Regions from separate parts of the Homo sapiens genome. Here all the other regions are linked to region 4. Evidence: chromatin contacts called from ENCODE Hi-C or POLR2A ChIA-PET data. All regions are on one chromosome and are shown on one strand. The core of a region is the stretch at or near the end of the contact, and the rest is flanking DNA. Distances in the headings are between cores, read along the strand shown. Region 1 has its middle 170 kb from the start of TLE3. Region 2 has its middle 36 kb from the start of LINC00593. Region 3 has its middle 83 kb from the start of TLE3. Region 4 overlaps LOC101929129 (a long non-coding RNA gene).

Region 1 (5,026 bases), core at 689-3,188, 250 kb before region 4:
GAGGACAAGAAGATGTAAGGGCCTTCACCTGGTGCCCCTTGGCCTCACGGTGCTGGTGACACTGGCAGAGATGGAGAGGGGAAGCAAGGAAGCCCTGAGAAGGCTGCTGCCTGGGAGGAAGACGCCAGAGCTGCAGTGTTAACCTTGTGGGGGAGCAGGGGGTGGTGGGGGGATGAGAGCCGGTGAGGGAGTCAGGAAGCTGACGGTGTGGGGAGTAAGGAGAGTGCCTGGGTTCACTGCGCATAGGCTTGGGCAGGCTGGAGGAAGGAGCTGTGGAGAAAAGCCACAGAAAATAATTTCTCCACAGGTCCGTGGGCCCCGTGGTCCAAGGTAGAGCCAGTTTCCTCTGCAGGGAGTTTTCAGCGAGCGAGAAGAGAGGAGGAATATAGAAGACAGACTGGCCTTTCATCTGGGCTTGACATCTGCCATGCAAATTGTCACAGAATGATGATGTGGCTGAACCGGTGGCCAGATGGTCATCGTCCTCAGTGGCTGGTCATGGAGCACCCAGAGAATTGCCAGAGGGTGTCACTGCATCCCCCAGCAGGTGGAGCAACCCTCCTCCTGCCCATCTTCCTTCTCCATTCTCCAGAATGAGGCCTCTCTCCTCCAACAGGTGACAGTCACTAAGGCACGAGCCCTAGTGGGACAAAAGCATCCCCATGTGCAGGGGGCAGGGCTGGGCCTCGGGGTCAGCCAACTGGAGTCTGGCTTGGCGCTGCCCTCTGGCTTTAGCTGTTTCTGTATCCACCTCCCGTGGTGCGCTTCTTAGCCCCCTAGGTGCTGGGTCCCCAAGCCCCCTGCTCCCTCCAGGAAAGGGCTGCTGTGGTCCCCATGGGCAATTCAGTTCCTGTCTGTCTTCTTCCTTTCATAATATACACTGGGGAGAGGGGGCTGAGGTCGGGGGTGAGGACAAAGGTGGGGAGACTCATTTAGTTTTCATGAAAGTTCTACTCTCTTGGAACACTTTTGGGGGCTTGGCTGGCCTCCAGGAAGACAGAGGCAGGCAGGCCTGTTGGAGAAGGTTGTCCAGTGTGTGCACTGCTCAAAGGCACCTGGTGGGGGCTGGGTCAAGTGGGACCTGAAACCCACCCTAGGCCCACTGGTCAAGCCCTGGTATGGGCTGTGTCTGCCCAGAGGAGGAGCCTTTTCTAATTCACACGAAGGCGTTGTATAGGCTGGCTGACTCCTCCAAAGGTTGGAGCGTGTGCCTGGGAAGCTCCACACACCTATCCTCAGCCAGGTGGGTCAAGGGGACCTCCAGGTCAAAGGCCTGTAACAAGAACCTTCTGGCAACCTGCATATGCAGCTCAAGTGGCCAGAGGAGGGCTGGGAATTGGAGGATTTCCAACCTATAGGTCCCTTGGAGAGGTCAGGGTGGAGCGTGGGGTGGAGTGAGGGTGGGGCAGGAGCCGGCGTTGGGGAGGACCTAGGAGTGTAGGTTCGTGGCCAGGATAGGAGGAGTGAACAGAACAGAGATGACAGCACTGGCTGGGGAGTGCTGGGCCTGGCTCCTGCACTCCTGGGACACTCCTGGGAGACTCTTGGCAAGTTGCTTTTCCTCCCTGTGCCTCAGTTTCTTCATCTGACAAATCTAGAGGGAGGGAATAGACCAGGGCAATGACATGCATTTAGTCACAGGAGACAGAGTTGGGTCTGCAACTTTGACATGTCCTGGGGTCTGGGCTTGGATTTCAGTCGCCCTCCCTCCCGCCTACCCACCATCTCTCTCTTTCCTGAAAGGAAGGGAAACAAACCAGAAAGGGATCTGCCTCCTTTGCGGCGGGGTTTCGGGTGGGGGCGGTGGGGGGGTTCCGTTTCCATCAGCCCCTGGAGGAGCAAGAGGAACAGGAAAATTACAGTATCAGCATGGAAACTACAATTGGAGGCGTCTGATTCACCAGGGAGGGTGACTCGTTCCTCTTTTTTTATTTTTAGTCGCTATTATGTCGGCAAGGAGGCCTGTGCTCATTAACCTGTATTGCCAGAGCAGAGACTGCGAAACCGCTGGTGAATAAACCTGCCCCAGCTGCCCCCTCTGCTCCCATCAGTTATTTATAGCCTGCCTTCCCTCTGGTGAATTAATTAACTTGTACTTGAGGCCTTGGACAGTATTGTGTTTAGTTGGATGTCTGTGTGGAGGCCAGTGCTGGAAGCGGGTAGCAGGAGTGGAGTAGGCTGGAAGGCGGGGCTGCTGGCTGCCCCCAGCCCTGCAGTCAATCTTCCTCACTCCAGCTCTGAGCTCCCCCGCAAGCCACTCCCATGCATGGCAGAGGAGGATTGAGGGGTCACTTGTACCGCAGCTTCACTGCTTAGAGCCTTGGAGCTTTGGGATTTTAAAAGCCAGTTTGACAACGTACTAGGACAAAAAAAAAAAAAAAAAGTACATCCTTTCCTCTCAGCAGGAAAGCAAGGGCCCAAGAGGTAAAGCTCCAAAAATCTCTGGGCCAGAGCAACGCAGGCTGAAAGCTGTATCCCACAGGCAGGGGTTCCCTGGAGGGCTGGGAGGAGAGATGAGGCTGGAGGACGTTTCCAGAAAAGGCAGGGAGAAGCGGGGTGCATCAGCATGGACTTCAAGTCTGTGAGAAATGCCCAGGACCTCAAACCCAGCCTCCTCAAGTGAGAGGCAGCATCTTGTTCAACCATTCATTAATTAATTGGTTCATTTCTTCATTCAATAGCATTTGTAAACTCCCCAGTGTGTAGATGAATGCTGAGCTAGATTGTCCCTGCACTTGTCGCAAACCTTCTTTGTCTGCTTGTACACACCCCTCTACACTCCCTGTCTAGTAGGGAGCCAGTGTCTAGCCAGTGAGGATAACGTCCACTGATTGGTCGCCTCTGTATTGCCAGAAGCACCTAGCCCAATGCTGGGCACATGGTAGGATTCAGTTATCGTTTGGGGACTTCCTTGTCTCAGGTTTCCTAAGGAGACAAGGACTATAAGCAATGCCAGCCACCACCTCCCCCAACTCCCCATCAGCATCCCCAAGGCTGCCCTAAACACACACAGTCCATATAGAAATGGAGTCCTGGCCTTGTCAATGCAACATCGATGCCAGTCCCCTAGGAGCCCCCATCTCCTACCCCCAGATGGCCTCTCCTGTATCCCAGAGCCCTCTCCCCTATCCAAGCTAGATCCCAGGTTCTGACCTCCAGTGCAGGCTTCTGGACAAGGGCACCCCTGGGGGTCATCTCTTGTCACTGCTCACAAGCCCCACCCAAGCCCAAGGCCCCAGACACCCACTGTCCAGGCTCACAACCACTTGCTCCCAAAGCAGGCAGCTGGCCAGGCGCTGGTCATGTGGAGGGGCTACTCTTGGAGTCACATGTCTCCTGACAGAAGTGGACATCCTGCTTCCTTTCTCCCCTGGCAGTGCTGACTCCTAGAGGAAGGGGATTGAAAGGGGCTAAGCCTTGGACTTCACCCATGAAATTCAGCGCATTTACTTTTCAGGCCTCTTTGCACCACTGCTCACCAGGTGCTCACAGCCAGCAAGTGCCAGGCAGCCTGATTGTTGCTCTGGGGCTCCGTCCTGCACCCCGGAAGTGGCCTTCTGGGGTAGGCTTGTGACCCAGCCCTCCACACCAGCCTGGAAAGTTTGGAGGTCGGGCTCCCACCCTCTCTCAGCACCTTGAATGACCTTGCTGAGTATTGATGATGAGTTCTCATCAGCACTAGTGATAATATGAAAATCACTATAATTAGAGCTGGCAGGTTGGTCTTGCTCTGCATTAGAGATGATGTGAATTGCTTATAGGGGAATTCCCCACCCCCAAGTCCCACCCCACCTGGGAGAAGAGCTTCACACCCCAGACCTGGCTCTCTCCAGCTCTCCAGTCTCCCCTGGGCCCCCGGGGCCAAGGCCAAAGTTCTCTGGGCACAGTTTTGTGCCCAAAAATTACCCCTTATGCCTGCAATTTTCCATTTGCACCTTCAAAATAGAGTGCAACTGGCTAATTGCCATGGCAATTAGGTAATTGCAGGTGCAATTAACATCTTTCCAGCAAAGCAGGGGGAGAGGGAGGGGAGACAGGGGAAGAGAGAAACAGTGAGAGGAAATGCAGGAGCCTGCAAGACAGACCAAGAGGTTGTGAGAGAAAAACCGAGGGGATGGGGAGAGAAAACAAGAGTGGGTGGGCAAGGAGAGAGATGGGATGGCTAGAAAGAAGAAAGGTGTGTGTACAAAGAAAAATACATCAATAAGACTCAGCCACTGTCTTGGAGGAGCTGATGGCCTAGAGGTGAGAAGGAGGCCCAGAGCAGAGCAGGAAGGTGGATGTGGAGCATTCCAGCCTGGTGGCACCGGGAAGCTTTCCCAGGGAAGGTGGTGCCTGAGCTGAGCCTGGAGAAGGGCTTCTATAGGTGGGCAAAGGGAGGCGGGAGTCCTGGTGGTTATATCAGCATGAGCCAAGGTCCAGAGGTGTGTGAGCCCAAGTATGCCCCATAGGACTTCCTGCCATAATGGGAATGTTCCAGACCTGCACTGCCCAGGCCAGTAGCCACCAGCCATGTGTGGCTATTGAGGACTCAAAATGTGGCTAGTGCTATTGAGGAATTGGATTTTTAATATTATTTAACCCTAAATTGAAATTTAAATAGTCACATATGCTCCGGTATTGATCCACACAGACCACAGAGGAATGGGAATGGGGCCTGGATGCCAGGGAAAGGCCCCATAGCAGCTGTCCCCCTCCTAGTCCAGGGGACTGGAGAGGTGGCATCAGGTACCGAGATGGGGAGGACAGAAGAGGGGTTGAGAAGAATGGGTTGGGGCACCACATGTTTGGATGAAGACTTGTTCACCATGAGGAGATGGTTAGGGAACCATGGCAAGTTTGGGATTGAAGCCCCTGTCCCTGCCCTCCCTTCCCTCAGTACCCTTGTCGCTGTAGAGGTGTCTCCTTCCTGGTGTCTCATTTGGGGAAAGCTCCACACTCATTCTCTACACGGTTTGGGAGAAGGAGAGGACTGTGCCTCTCCCTGTCCCTCCAGCCCCACTGTCCCTAGGCCCAGCCCCAACCC
Region 2 (4,522 bases), core at 1,275-3,774, 220 kb after region 4:
CCCGGAGCTCGGCCTTGCATGGTCCTTCCAAGGAAGCTTGCTGAGTGCTGCAGTTCAGCACCACCTCCCCAGCCACCTCCCACGCCCACCCACACACCTGCTGGAGAGGGGCAGAGAGCACTGATTTTGGAGTCAGAAGTCTTAAAGTTCTGACCTTGACATGCTAGGTGACTGTCAGCGTTCCTGACATCTCAGGGTATCAGCCCCTGTGGAAGTGGCATCCCCGGGCCTGTCCCCAGCCCCCAGGAACACTGTGACATCCCAATGAGACATCCAGGGGAAAAGCACCTTGAAAGGATAAAGCTGTGTCCAGTGATCAAGATTGGGAAGATTCTAAGCACCTTGAGAGTGGAAAGAGAGAACCTGAGGGAGAATATGCTGGAACGGGTGGGTAGTCCTGTCAGAAAGCTAGCATTCTGTTTCTAAGGAAAAAAAAAAAAAAGTCTTTTGAGGCATCTCAGTGAGAAGGGAAGATTCCAGAACTGTACTTAAGTCTTCACTCTGACACCAGCTCTGGGAACACCCTTAAACCCCTCTCTCTCTGCCTGACTCTACTCCCTGTGATGTGTGTCAGCTTTGCAGTGATTGCATACAAGGCTTGAAAAGAAATTCCCAAAGTTTCATCTGTGTGTGTGTGTGTGTATATAATTTCATGTATACACTTTTTATACAAATATACAATTTCATATTTATACCATATACAAAATGTGCATGTGCATGCACACCCACATATGTGTGTGTATATGTATGTGTATATATATATATATGTATATATATATATACACATACATATAAATACATAAAGTAAAGGAAAAAAGGACAATTTTCCAGCAGGTTGAAAATGGTGACCTATTGAAGGAGGTCAGAGTGAAATGGAAATACCCCTTTGACTGTGCATTTGCTAACATAGCCTGTTTTCTGACTTATTTTATTCAATCCTGAAGAATATTTCCTATAGGCAAGAAGCAGCTCCAGGCTGTACAATTACTGGAGCCAGATATCATAGAAATGGACCTGAATTCAAAGGCAGAAAATTCAGGATCAAATGCCACTTGCTGTGTGTGGCAATTGTGTACCTGCTCAGGGCCTCAGTTTCCCCTTCTGCAAAATAGGGGTGGATGAAAAGATTCCCATCCCCTATGTCTTAGTCTGGGCTGCTGTAACAAAGTGCCATAGAATAGGTGGCTTATAAAAACAGCAGACATTTATTTCGGACAGTGCTGGAGGCCCGATGTCCAAGATCAGGTTGCTAGCATGGCAGGGTTCTGGCATGGCAGCTCTCTTCCAGGTTGCAGACTGCTGCAGTCACATGGCAGAAAGAGAACTAGAGAGCCCTCTGAGGTCCCTTTACAAGGGCATGAATCCCATTCTTGAGGGTCCCGCCCTCATGACCTAATTATCTCCCAACGGCCCTGCCTCCCACTACCATCACAGTGCGATAAGGATTTCAGCATATTAATTTCGGGAGGATGCACACATGGAGTCTCCAACACCACATCACCATTCTTTAACAAACAGGTCTAGTAGGACAATTTGGAGGAAGGAAATATTTTGTAGAAAAATAATAATCACTTTGTTTTTAGATATACTGCATGCATATATTTAACTTTTCACACAAGTGCATTAATGTGCTCATATGGATGTGAGCTCATCTTAGTTCTCACTTTTTCTCTTTTTGCTCAGCTCCTGTCCTGACTACGGGAGACCTTTAAGGACCTCTCTAGCTGTGGTGGTCCACGTTTCTGAAACAGGAAAACTTCAAGGGAAAGGTAAACGGACAGCAAATGTGCAGGGGGCCACAGCTGTGCCTGGAGCTGGGATGGGGGCGTGCCAGGCTCCAGGTGGAGGGGTCGTCACAGTTGCTCCAGGAGCAGAGAGAGTCTGCTTTTCCTCTGCCTCCCTGACTCTGAGTCTCCCTACCCTAATTCTAGGGCAGGTCCGAGCTCAGGTCTAGAAGCTGAGCCGTATCTGAGTTGGGCCTCCAAATTCCCCATCTTTCGTGGAATCTAGGCATCAGAAAAACCACCAGAATCATTTGGCTCAGCCAATGATACTTGTTTGTAGTGGTTATTCAATCTCCCAATAAAACTCTCAAAGGAAAACTATCCCTCCCCTCTTCCTGTAGGGAGTAGGGACTCATGTACTCCCAGAATTTCAGGCTGACTGGCCCATTTCCTTCCATCTTAGGAACCTCATTGGAAGGTAAGATGCTCACATTCTCACCCAATTCTTAGTCATCATTCAGCCAGGAACTACTTCATCCAGGGAAGAGAAAGCAAAAACAAGCACAGAAAGGTCAGTCTCGATGAGCAAGCAATTCACAGAAGTCACAGGAGTGGCCAAGAAACCTGGAAAAAATACTTACAACTGCAGGAAAAACCAAACAAGCGCAAAGTAAAACAACAATGATATGGCCTTGGCAAAGATGAAAAGGGAGGAAGAGAAGGAGGATGTCATGTTCTGTGTCAACAAGGCTGTAGGGAAGTGAGCGCTCCCTGGGCGTCCTGAGGATTTGCTGTGATGAAGCCATGCACGCCTTTGGGGAAGCTCCATCTCACTGATCTCTCTTTCTCTCTCTGCAGCCCAGACTCAGAGAGTCAGTTTTCACCCACAGCAAGATCCAGCCAGGCCTGGGACCAGAATTTGCCCAATGGGGGTTCACTTTTCCTGGCCAATTCCTACTCACACAGCTCCTTGCAGCCAGTCCAGTCACCTCATGTGGGCTCAGAAGCTTTCTGAGGCCTTCACTGGAGATGTGGGCCTGAAGCCAGCTGCCATGGCACCAGCCCTGCCAGGCCTGCCATCCCAGGGTGCTGCTGGCCTGCCGAGCCTGCTCAGCCTCTCCACACTGCCGCACTTGTGAGGCATGGAGCCTCACAAGAAGGCCACCCCTCCCCTCTACCTTCTCACCAGATAGAAGCAGCCACTGATATAAACTTGAGGACAGAGGTGATGCATGAACATGTATCTCTGGTTACACGGGGTCTGAGTTAGGAAGGGGATTAAGCACATGAAAGGGGTCTTTGGGGCAATTCCTTACTCAGAAACTTAGATGCTTGTCAGAGGGAGAAGGGGTCCCGGAAACAGCCTCTTGCTCATACCTGGCTCAGATGTGTGCTTAATTCACCTTTTTTCTCTCTCTTTTCTTGCAGAGAGAAAGAGTGGTGTATCCAAAGGGAGGGACCTTAGGATGAGGTCTTATTCTACCCAAGCTGGCAGCATCTCTGCTTTCTCAATCCAGGTGAGTGAATGCAGTTGAGAAGGAGACAAGCTGCCCCAGCGCACTCTCTGGCCTTCGTGGATCCCTCCCATTCAATTATTCAGACCCTTCGTTTTCTCTCCAGGTCAGTCTCCAGACATTTCAAATTCAGGCCTAAGGACTGAGAGTTCATGGGAGCACCACGCCCTCCAAGAAGCACCAACATGGGATGGTGGGAAGGGATTTGGACATAAATCTAAGGTGGATATTTGCAGAGGAATGGAGTGAAAATAACGATGAATATATTGAGCATGTACTATGTGCCAAGAACTGTATTATCTCATTTAATTCACATGAGAATTCTATGTGGTAAATCTTTATAGGTGGGGAAAATGAGATGCACAAAAATTTCATCACTGACCTAAGGTTACACAGCTAGATTGTCATGGGCTTGGGATTTTAAACTCAGGCAGTCTGGCTTCAGAGCTGACCTGTGCCCTTGGTCATGATGCTATAGGAGCAGCTCACAGGGATTCAAAGTGATCCTGTTAGGGTTGCCTGCAGGAGCAATTTCAGGTGGGAAGAAATCAGCTGTGAGTTCATTTCTGCCTGTAGGGTGGAAATTAGGGGATATAGGACAGGCACCACCTCGGGGAGCCCTAGACTGGCTTCATACAGACCGGTAAGCCTCCACGGATTCCTTCAAGGCTAGGGTATTGAGGGCCTTGGATCCCAAGTTCCTCTCACTCACCACCAAGGCAGGCTGAAAAGGGGATGGTTGAGGCAAGGCCCAGGAGTCAAGAAGGAATAGGTTAGGTCAGGAATGAGGGATGCCAGGGCCAGGGGTCAAGGCAGGACAGATACCCCAACACCAAGGAAGCCATCAGGGCAGCAGCACAGAGCTCCAGCCACGGGCAGAACCCGATGCTGAAGTCATTCTTGCCTCAGCCAGGAAGCATTTCACATCCTCCCTGTGGGCCAGGACCCATCCTCAGGCTGGGGGCTGCCTAGAACTACCTGCTTGGAAGAAGTGAGCCACAGCAAAACGTTGTTGAAAATACCAGCAGCTACATGTATGATGTGCTGACTCTGCACTAGACATTTTATATATGTTATCCCTTTTCACGTTAAGCTTGCAAACTACTCTGTGAGGTCTGAATATTGTCCCCATTTTACAGAGAGGCAATAAAAGCTGAAAGAGGTACAACAGCTTGCCTGGGGCCACGTAGCTTCTCGGGACCTTGGATGTAAACTTAGGCCAGCCTGGTTCCAGAGCCCAGAGCCCTGGCTCTTACTTCCCCTACTGATAGCCTCCTTGGGACA
Region 3 (4,509 bases), core at 1,016-3,515, 170 kb before region 4:
GTGGTTGAGTCACATGAAATGATATTATTCATTAAGACAAGAAATACAGGAAGAGGTTCAGGTTTGTGGGGAAAGACCTGGGTTCCATTTGGTACCTGTTGAGTGTTTCATAGGCATACAGTAGGTTCTGGGGCAAAGAATAAAAACGGGGCTGGAGATATGGATTTGAGGTCATAGAGAAAGATGGTGGCTAAAGATGTTATGAATGAGGTAGCTGGCAGGGAGGACAATCAGGAAAATAAGGAAAGAGGGCTCTTTGAAAAGAAAAAAACGAAGAAGCTGAAGTCCAGAGACATGAAGTAACTGGCCCGAGATTACACGGTAGGCTGGTACCAGAGGTGGCGCCAGATCTGGAGCTTTAGCCCCAGACTCCAGGGCTCCATCCCTTGTCAGCACAGAGAAGCTGGGAGCCTGGGGATGGTAAGGCATATCCCAGTGAATGCTGGGATGCTGATCAACTGTGCGTCTTGGGTCACTTCTATGGGAATCGGCTTCCCTGTCTGTATAATAAGAATTTGGTTTTGATATAGTATGGGGCTTTGTGATTTATAAACTACCTGCATAATCATTATCTCATCTGGCTCTTAAAATTGCCCTTTGAGGAAGTCAGGGTACACAGGTAGATCAAGGCTCAGAGAGATAAAGTGTGCCCAGATCTCTTGACTATAGGTCAGGTCCCCTCACACTGAACTCCCTTTTCAAGGACCACGAACAGGGTCCCCCTCTGCCCAGACATTGCAGACAAAGGCCAATCCCTGCAAGAAGCACCATCCACCCACCCACCCCTTTCTCTCCCTTGTTTCGATTCACTCTCCCCAAGACCCTTTATTTCTATAAGTCACAAGTCATGGGTATCCCTTGCTCACTGGAAGTAACCACATTTCCTAGGATTTTGCTGATGGTTCTGGGACGATGGGAAGATGATTGGGGGCCACCTGGAGGGATAAGATGACCATGGAGTTTCTCAGCCTTGCTGGCAGGGGAAGGGGATGGCTCAAGGATGTTGGTTCATCATGAAGCAAAGCTTGAGAAAGGGTGGTCTGACCCCAGACAGGGATTTTAGAGTCTGCAATTTCTGGGTTCTAGAGGGGAAGATGGGTAACTGTTCTCTGAGGCAACATGAAGGATTTAAGGCATTTTGTCAACCAAAGGCCAAGCTTTTCTATAAGAGCCTATTCTGGGAACAACTCAAAGAAGATTCCAGTCCATTCCAACTCATCCCATCCACTCATCCAACAAATATTGATTGAAGGTATTTCCGCCTCTGCCCTCGAGGGCTGCCAGTAGAGCAGGGAGGAGACAAGAGGGAGAGCAGAATGCAGAATTTCCACCTAGAAGACCCAAAGTCAAAGCCTGATCAACCAGTTCCAGCTGTGTGGCCTTGGGCTAATTACTTGGCTTCTCTCAACCTCATCTGCAAAATAGAGCTAATAATACCACCCAACTCCCTATGTCCCAGGGTGGCTTTGAAAATCAAGAGATCTTCTTTGACAGAGTGATTTGTAGGGTGTTACGAAGAGGATAAATCAAGCACTTATTTCCTAAGGATAAAGGTAGGCAGCCACAAGTGCTGCTGGAGAGGCCCAGATAAGGGGTTATGAAGGCCCAGAGCAAGTGGACGAGGGGAAGGAGTTGGGACAAGGGAAGGACTGAAGAAAAGAGGTAAGCTATTGAAATTAAAGGATGGGCACAGTCTCAAAAGGCAGGAATGGCAGACAAAGGATATTTCAGCAGAGAACAGAGCAAGCCAAGATATAGAGGCCAGAAAGAAGAGAGCAGGTTCCAGAGACAGCACAAAAAAGCCATCAATATCTGCAGGGGGCCTGCGGGAGATAACATTGCAACTGTATTTAGAGGAGATGACAGAGTGGCTTGAACACTAGGCGGAGACATTTGGACTTTATTTGGCAGGTTGTGTGTGTGTGTGTGTGTGTGTGTGTGTGTGTGTGTGTGTGTGTGTGTGTGCGCAGCACGGTGGTTTTCACTGTGGACCCTGGACAACCAGCAGCATACCACTTAGGCACTTGGTAAAAATGCAGACTCCGGGCCCCGCCCCAGTCCTCCTGAAGCCGACACTCTGAGTGTGGGGCCCAGAAATCTGTGCTTATCAGGCCGTCCAAGAGATGCAAATGCCCTCCATGTGCGAGGCCCACCCTTGTAGCAGAGTCTGTCGGTGCCCTGCCCTGGCCCTTTGTCTTGCCAGCTTCCGTCTGCCACCGTCAGAATCCCTTCAGCTGGAACCTAACTGTGGCCACTGGAGTCTGCGCTCCCCAGGCATGAAAAGACTGGTAGTGCCAGGAATTAACAACCCTGGGGAGCAGCCCTCACCCAGTGATTGGCAAGAGCTCGTGAGTCATAGCCCAGCCCCCTGGCCCTCAAATGGCACGGCTCTGAGATCGAAGTTCTAGACTCTTTCCTGGGATTTCCCAGGAGGGTTGAGCCCTGGCACCCACAGTGGCCACTGGCTTGAGAATACCCCCGTCTGTACTGGGCACCCTCCCTCTCACTCTCACTTCTCTTCTCCCCACTGGTGTTTTCTGGGACATCTCTCAAACGAACTACTTGCCCTTGAGTCCTTGACTCCGCTTTTGGAAGAACCCAAACCAAGATCATTTGTATGTGGATGCACGTGTGTGCACGTGGAGAGGGTCAGCGTCAGGACGGGTAGAGGCGGGGAGTTGCTGACTTCCTGGCTGGGGAATGGCACTGGTAGACGAAGATTCTGGTCGCGGAGGCAGAGTGGTTTGGAGATCAAAGACAGGAGGAAAGAGCACTGTTGAGACGTTGGCAAGAACAAGGCAGGTACCTGAGGACTTGGCGAGGGAGGGCAGTGAGGAGAGGACCTCCTCCTAAAGCTAAACTGCCAAGCCTGGGCTATGACCCACTATAGGGTGTGAAAAAGCAAAGGGGGCCAAACCTCACACCAGCTCCTTATTATTATCCCATTTCTTGGACAAGGAAACTGAGGCTTGAGGATGAGGTGACTTGCCCTGGGCCAGGCCTCGGAGCTAGTCCAAGATCTGAGATCAGAACCGAAGCCTGCCTGGCCAGAGCCTGGTGTTTTCTTGCTGCCTTTGGTAATACAGGCTCCAGGCCAGTCAGTTCCCTGGAGCCACACTGCTCCTTACTGCTGCTTTGATTTTTGTACCTCTGAAGATTCGGGTGTTAACTCTGGACAGAAAGGGGCCAATTGTCATCCAGCAAGGGTCTCTCACACACCCACAAGCGTTTCCTCAGAACTCTAGCCCATCCCTCACGAGAAAAACCAAGTAGCGTCTGCAGCCAGGTGGCCCAGGTTTGCAATCTAGCTCTTCTGTGCCATGGCTGTAAATCCGGGCAATTTACTTAGCATCTTGGTGCCTTGATTTTCTCATCTTTAAAGCCAGGATAAAGATGTGTCTCCTGAAACTCTTAGGCAAGTCCGATTGTTGGTGTTGCTGTTGTTGGTCTTGCTCAGGTTGTTCATTATGCTGCCAAGTTTGGAAAACAAAGGGTCAAACAAAACTCCTGATTCTGTCACTTGTTTTTTATCACTCAACTCATAAAGTGGCAGAGCTGGGATTTCATCCTAGGATTGGCTGACACCACAGCCCCAGTGCTGAACTCAGCCCCCAGATGCTATGAGAGGGTAACATAATTAAATGCCAAAAACAATGGAAGAGTGTGGTTTGGCTCATTGCTTTTCTTTCAACATCTACCTGTTGGCACAGTCCCAGAGGGTGCAAGTTGAGGAATGCATTTCTATAAGTGCAGCCATTTTAGGGCCAGAGAAACAATGCCTTTGAGTAGAAATTAGGTCAAGGAATTTAGGTTCTGGTGCTGGCTCTACTGCTTACTCACCTCTGTGACCTTAGGCAGGTCCTTTTCTCCTTAGGGCCTCAGTTTCATCTTCTGTAAAATGGGTACACAAATCCCTTCCTTTTTCACAAGGTTGTGGGGAGACTTGATCAAGAAGCATTTCTTATTTGGCTCATGCCAGATGCTAGTGGGGAGAAAGATGTGTGGGAAATGGCCCCTGGCCGGGAAGCTTGTGGTTCTCCCATGGAGAAAGAGGTGTCAGAGGAGAGGGAAAAAAAGGAAAAGGAAAAAGGGGGAAAAGAGGAACAATGTTTATTGAGCACTTACTATGTGTTGGGTGCTGAGCTGAGGGCTTTACCCACATGTGATTTCCACAACTGCCTTGTGAGGTTGAGATATTATTCCTATTTTACAGAAGAGGAAAATGAGTCTGGGGAGGAGAAAGATAAGTTGTTGGTATTGGTGGAGCTGAGAATTAGATTCCAGTTGGTCTCCAAAACATGGGCCCTTTCTCCCATGCCACACTCCTTCTCCACTCAGTTCAACAGATGGGGGTGAACCCTTCTCGGAGGCCTAGGACCCTGGGGGAGGATGAAACCACTGCAAAATGGTGTGACAGGTATAAAAATATAAGCATTAGATGCCATGGTAACTTACAGAATCTCTCCAATGAGGCACAAAGTCTGCATAGGGGAAGAGATACTTGACCTG
Region 4 (4,506 bases), core at 730-3,229:
GAATGAAGTCTTGGAGAGAGGGAAGAGGAAGGCAGAGGAAATGGAACATTTTTGAGCACTAGCTACATACTAAGTAATCCATGAGGCACTTTCACGTATCAGTGCATCAAGTTCTCATGCTCAGTTTTACCCCCATGAGGTGAGAAAATGGAAACCCCAGAAGAGAAAACAGAAACTCAGAGTTACGACCTGTCCCGAGTCACTCAGGCAGCAATGGCAGGGCTGGGGTTAGAACCCAGGAAGGTCTGTTTCCTGAAGCCCCGGGTGTTCCCATGTACCACATGGCCCTCCACTGTATGAGAGCTTGCAGGCTTCACAAACAGCCTCTCAGCCTGCTGGAGGTGTCCAGCCTGAAGCCCAGAGCCCTTGAAGGATCTTTGCCCATGTGATGTTGGGGGATCACCCAGCCAGACCCCTGCCCTGCGTTCCCTCAGCTTTCTGGGGAGGATGAGAACATCTGAAGTCAATCGCATTCTAACAACACAGGGTTTCAAAGATAAAGATCAAAGGCAGAGGAGGTCAAAGAAACCAATGTCAGATTCCCCCCAGATTAAAGCAAAAGGAGCCGCACTCCCTGCAGGCTGAAGTCTCCAGGACGCCTGCCTGGAACCCGAAAAACTTCTCCAGCCTAGACTCTCAGCATCTGTCAGCTAGTGCTGTGGTAACAGAGGGCAGGTCACAGATGGACAGAGTCACACAGAACGGGTCAGGGAGTCCTGAGAGGGAGAGAGAGAGAGAGGGACAGAGATGGAGAGAGACACACAGGGAAAGCAAGACACAGCGAGCCAGACAGAGATGTTCAGAACGAGGCAGAGAAGAGAGACAGAGAGAGAGAGAGAGAGAGAGAGAGAGAGAGAGAAAGCAAAACAGAGAGCCACAGATGCAAAGTGAGGTATCGAGGCATAAAAATAGTGTCGGAGTAAAGCAGAGGCCAAGCCAGGCTGGGAGAAATCCTGAGCGCAGGACAAGGCTGGCCCCGGAGGCATCAGTGTGCTGTTGTGCAGGCAGAACTTTCCACTGATCACACCCCCTGCCCGTCAGCCCATCCTTGATCTGCCGTCCTTTGCCTCCACGTGGAGGCTGGCCTGATGTCTAGATGGAAGGCCGAGGCTCCCAGGCAGAGGCTGGCAAACAACCCACCAAACAGGCTGGAGGGGCCCCCTGGGGGTCAGGAGGGCTGCGGGGACCTGGGTCCTCAGGCCCCTTAGAGACTGGAAGCCTCCCACCCCCTACTCTGCTCATGGCCTGGCCAGACCTGCAGGGCCCCCATGGTCCCAAGCCCTCCCGCTGTGGCCTGTGCCTTACTTTCTCCCCTCTCCCTGTGTGCACCAAACTTGTGAAGCCCAAACCAGCCTTCCCCTCCTCCAAGAAACCCACTGGGATTTCTCCAGGCTTCTTTTGTCTGCATTGCAGCCTCATGGTTCAGTGATGCAGTGTTTGTGTTCTAAATGCCGTGCACAGAAGTTCTGTGTTCCCTCTTTCCATCTCGATGTCAAATCCTCTTCCCTTTCCTCTTCCCTCCCCTCCCCACCCAGGCCTCATGGCATGTGCACTAAAAGGCTTCCATGAGGTTCTGAAATGTGCTCTTTTCATTCAGAGAGTGCTCATTCCTTGACTGCCTTCAGCTGATCCTCAGTTCGGAGGGTAGGAAGCAGAGGACAGCGTCGTGCCCAGCCGACCGGGGAAGGAGGCCCAGGCAGGAAGCTTGTGGAGCTAGCAGAGCAGGTCTGAGGCAGGCTCAGCTCTCAGCCTTTTGTTATGGACTGCCCCCTGCCTCCAGCCTCTCTTCCTGAACCTCACTCAGGGCAAGAGTTGAGCATCTGCATTAGGCGGAGGCGGGGTTATTCCACCTTGCTGGCCTGGCTCAGACCTAAGAGCCTCATCCCCACGGGCCCAGCCTGCAACCTGGCCTGAACCTGCTCTCTCACTTCCCTTTCTCAGTGGTCAGCACCTGCTGAGCTCCCCACACCCTTGTTCCCACCCCTGCCAGGCACACCCTCTTCCTTTCCCCAGAGGCCTCCTTCTGGGCTGGTCCTGCTTGGCCAAAGCCAGAGGCAGGGCTACTCAAAGTCCAGTGGGGGGAGAAATGTGAACCCACAACCCACCCAGAAGGAGTGAGAGCCAGGCCATCGGGGACCCCCACATTCGCAGCAGTAGTTTCCCCACCAGACTGAAGTGTGTCTAGGGCTGGGGCCATGCCTGCTGGTCTCTGTATCTCCCAAGCCTAGCCCAGGACTTGGCACTTAGTGGATGCTTGGACAATTGCTGAGCAGGTGAAGAGGGTCCAGGCAAAAGACTGAAGCCCTGACAGCTTCGAGCTTCCCTGCCTTCCTTCCTGCCATCATGATGCCAATGACAAAGTGATGCAAAATAAAAATATCACTGAGCAAAGCACGAACAGCGTCACAGCTGATACCCACAACAACTCTGGTGCCCAAGGCACAGGAGGCTTGGTGACTTTCTCAAGGTTCCCCAAGCCAGTGAGTGGGGAGGGCACAGTTGGACTCTGAGTGTAAGCTCTTGGGCACACTGCTGGACCCCAGGAGAGGCGGGTTCTCACAGCTCCCCTGTGACCTGAGGTGAGTTCCATTTCCCCTCCGAGCTTCAGGCTCCTCGTGTGTGAAATGAGGTCTGAACTCCTTGGGTTCTTCATTCCCTTTTCTCGGTTAACATTTCCTAATAATTTAAGGGAATGAGATCACCTCCACCTCCCTTGATTAAGATTCATGCAATAGTTCGAGGCAAGACTCCTACCTTCAAAGATCTTACAGTATAGTGGGGGTGAGACATAGTCTATCTAATATTCAGACAGTGGGGCTGTGGAAGCCTCAGGGAGGGGAACTGGAGGCCTTCCTGGAGGAGGACGGGATGGGGTGGGCCCGCAGGGAGGAAGCATTTGCCCTGTGGATTTGTCAGGAGGGGAGGGGTGGGTGTGAATGGGAGTGTAGTTGAGAGGAAGAGTGCAGGAGGAGGACACCGGCCAGCTGGAATGGAGAAAGCCATGAGTTTCTAGCAATTTCCTTTTCCAAGCCCCTCTTGCAAGTGAGCATCTTTAATTTATTAAGGGACTGATTTGAAATCATCCTCCCTCTCTCCCTGCCCACACTCCACCCTCCACTGCCTATATTTCCCCTGACCATAAATTTCTTTTTAATGACAGTTTAGAAAATGAGCAAATCTCTAGTGACACTTTTATCACCCCCAGGATACTTTTAATAAGAGGTTTCGGTAGATTGCATTCTGGGAGTGGGGGGAGGGGGAAGGCAAGACGGTAGCTTCACCAACCTGCGCAGAGCTGTTCTCCCCGGTCCCAGCCCTGCAGCCCCCAAAACCACCCCTCTCCACCCCACCCCTACCTGGAGGCACCCCCTGACCTAGGACTGCAAATCCCTGGGTTCTAGCCCCCATGCTGACAATCCACTCACCTCGTAGCCTTGGGCACATCCCTTTACTCCTCCTCTCCCTCCCTCTCTCATCTGTAAAATCTTGCCTATGTGCAAGAGATAATTAGTGCAGACCTATTAATAATGGTTAAAAGCAATTAGCTGCCGACACTTGGTGCCACACCTAGTTACTCAGACTGGCAAATCGGGCCCCAGAATATTTCTCAAACTACAAACAGGGCCAGCTCAACTGGATTTGAAAGCATGGCTCTAACCACTCCACTGGTCACTGGGAAGTGTGTGTTGCAGGCCTCTTTTTGTGCTCACTCTATGTTAGATGTGAATGTACTGGAAAATCCATGCGGCACCTAAAATGTGATGTCTCCTTCAAGAGTTTTCAAATGAGCTGGGCAAGCAAGAAAAGCTGCCCAGAATAAGGTTGTGTCGGAAAGATAGCCTGACAGGGCTAGGAACAGGGTGGGGCAGCACAGGGGCGGCCCATGATGGATCCCTAGAAAGGGGAGATTTATGACATGGGATTGACTGGGAAGGGGAGGATCTAGAGGGAACTGTCACAGTTCAGGAGTAACAAAAATGCTGAACAGAAGCCATGAGCAAGGCCTGGGAAAGAGGGCCATTTAAGGAAAATCAACAGGATTTGGGGGCTGGCTGGATATGGGGCATGTGAGCCTTGAGGTTTGGAATAAAGGCAACGGGAGGTTCACAAAGAAAGGCAACCCTGGAAGATGGCAGTCCATCATTGAGTGACCTGTAAAATGATTCGGTCCATTTTAAAACACACAGAAAAAAAAATTGTTTTCTTTAAGAAACACACTGTTGAGGGCAATTTGAATTACAGTTAGTCTGGGAAAGGTGACTCAAGCCTGTAATCCCAGCATTTTGGGAGGTTGAGGTAGGAGAGAGTCACTTGAGCCTAGGAATTCGAGATCAGCCTGGGCAACATATTAGATATATATTAGAGACCCTGTATATATATATATAAGGCATATATATGCTTAAAAAACAAAGAGGGGTTAAAAGTTAACTGAGTAAAAAAGTAATTTGGGTGATCTGCGTGCTTAGGGATCTTGACATTTACTGAGCACCTACTATGTGCCATTCA

What was found. A loop is a pair of places that touch in the nucleus more often than their neighbours do. ChIA-PET counts read pairs that join two places held with the same protein, here RNA polymerase II (POLR2A). Pooled maps may share reads with other maps.
Region 1: a loop to region 4 is called in a map with no recorded cell type, with 2.6 times the contacts of the local background. The contact joins two enhancer-like sites. A Hi-C loop is called at or near these places in 1 of 168 maps with a recorded cell type or tissue (heart right ventricle), 7 of 37 single-sample maps with no recorded cell type and 5 of 50 pooled maps. POLR2A ChIA-PET finds 5 or more read pairs at or near these places in 1 of 52 experiments (H1).
Region 2: a loop to region 4 is called in a pooled map, with 2.1 times the contacts of the local background. The contact joins two enhancer-like sites. A Hi-C loop is called at or near these places in 2 of 50 pooled maps. POLR2A ChIA-PET finds 5 or more read pairs at or near these places in 2 of 52 experiments (MCF 10A and activated T-cell).
Region 3: a pooled map shows a loop between it and region 4 (2.1-fold over the local background). The contact joins two enhancer-like sites. A Hi-C loop is called at or near these places in 1 of 168 maps with a recorded cell type or tissue (mammary epithelial cell), 5 of 37 single-sample maps with no recorded cell type and 5 of 50 pooled maps. POLR2A ChIA-PET finds 5 or more read pairs at or near these places in 1 of 52 experiments (MCF 10A).

The regions. Positions count from the first base shown.
Region 1 is chr15:70,261,288-70,266,313 of GRCh38, reverse strand. No RefSeq gene overlaps it. Among named protein-coding and RNA genes, the nearest start is that of TLE3, 170 kb to the right of the region's middle. RefSeq lists enhancers at 3,467-3,616, 3,657-3,726. Within about 2 kb of position 1,938, at least 6 of the 41 ENCODE cell types and tissues checked have a DNase peak (open chromatin) inside an H3K27ac peak, as active enhancers do.
Region 2 is chr15:69,796,818-69,801,339 of GRCh38, reverse strand. No RefSeq gene overlaps it. Among named protein-coding and RNA genes, the nearest start is that of LINC00593, 36 kb to the left of the region's middle. RefSeq lists an enhancer at 1,702-2,901. Within about 2 kb of position 2,524, at least 3 of the 41 ENCODE cell types and tissues checked have a DNase peak (open chromatin) inside an H3K27ac peak, as active enhancers do.
Region 3 is chr15:70,178,892-70,183,400 of GRCh38, reverse strand. No RefSeq gene overlaps it. Among named protein-coding and RNA genes, the nearest start is that of TLE3, 83 kb to the right of the region's middle. RefSeq lists enhancers at 1,644-2,227, 2,228-2,811. Within about 2 kb of position 2,265, at least 3 of the 41 ENCODE cell types and tissues checked have a DNase peak (open chromatin) inside an H3K27ac peak, as active enhancers do.
Region 4 is chr15:70,012,489-70,016,994 of GRCh38, reverse strand. The region is part of intron 2 of LOC101929129 (a long non-coding RNA gene); the gene reads left to right. Among named protein-coding and RNA genes, the nearest start is that of MIR629, 65 kb to the left of the region's middle. RefSeq lists enhancers at 134-183, 1,590-2,093. Within about 2 kb of position 1,979, at least 4 of the 41 ENCODE cell types and tissues checked have a DNase peak (open chromatin) inside an H3K27ac peak, as active enhancers do.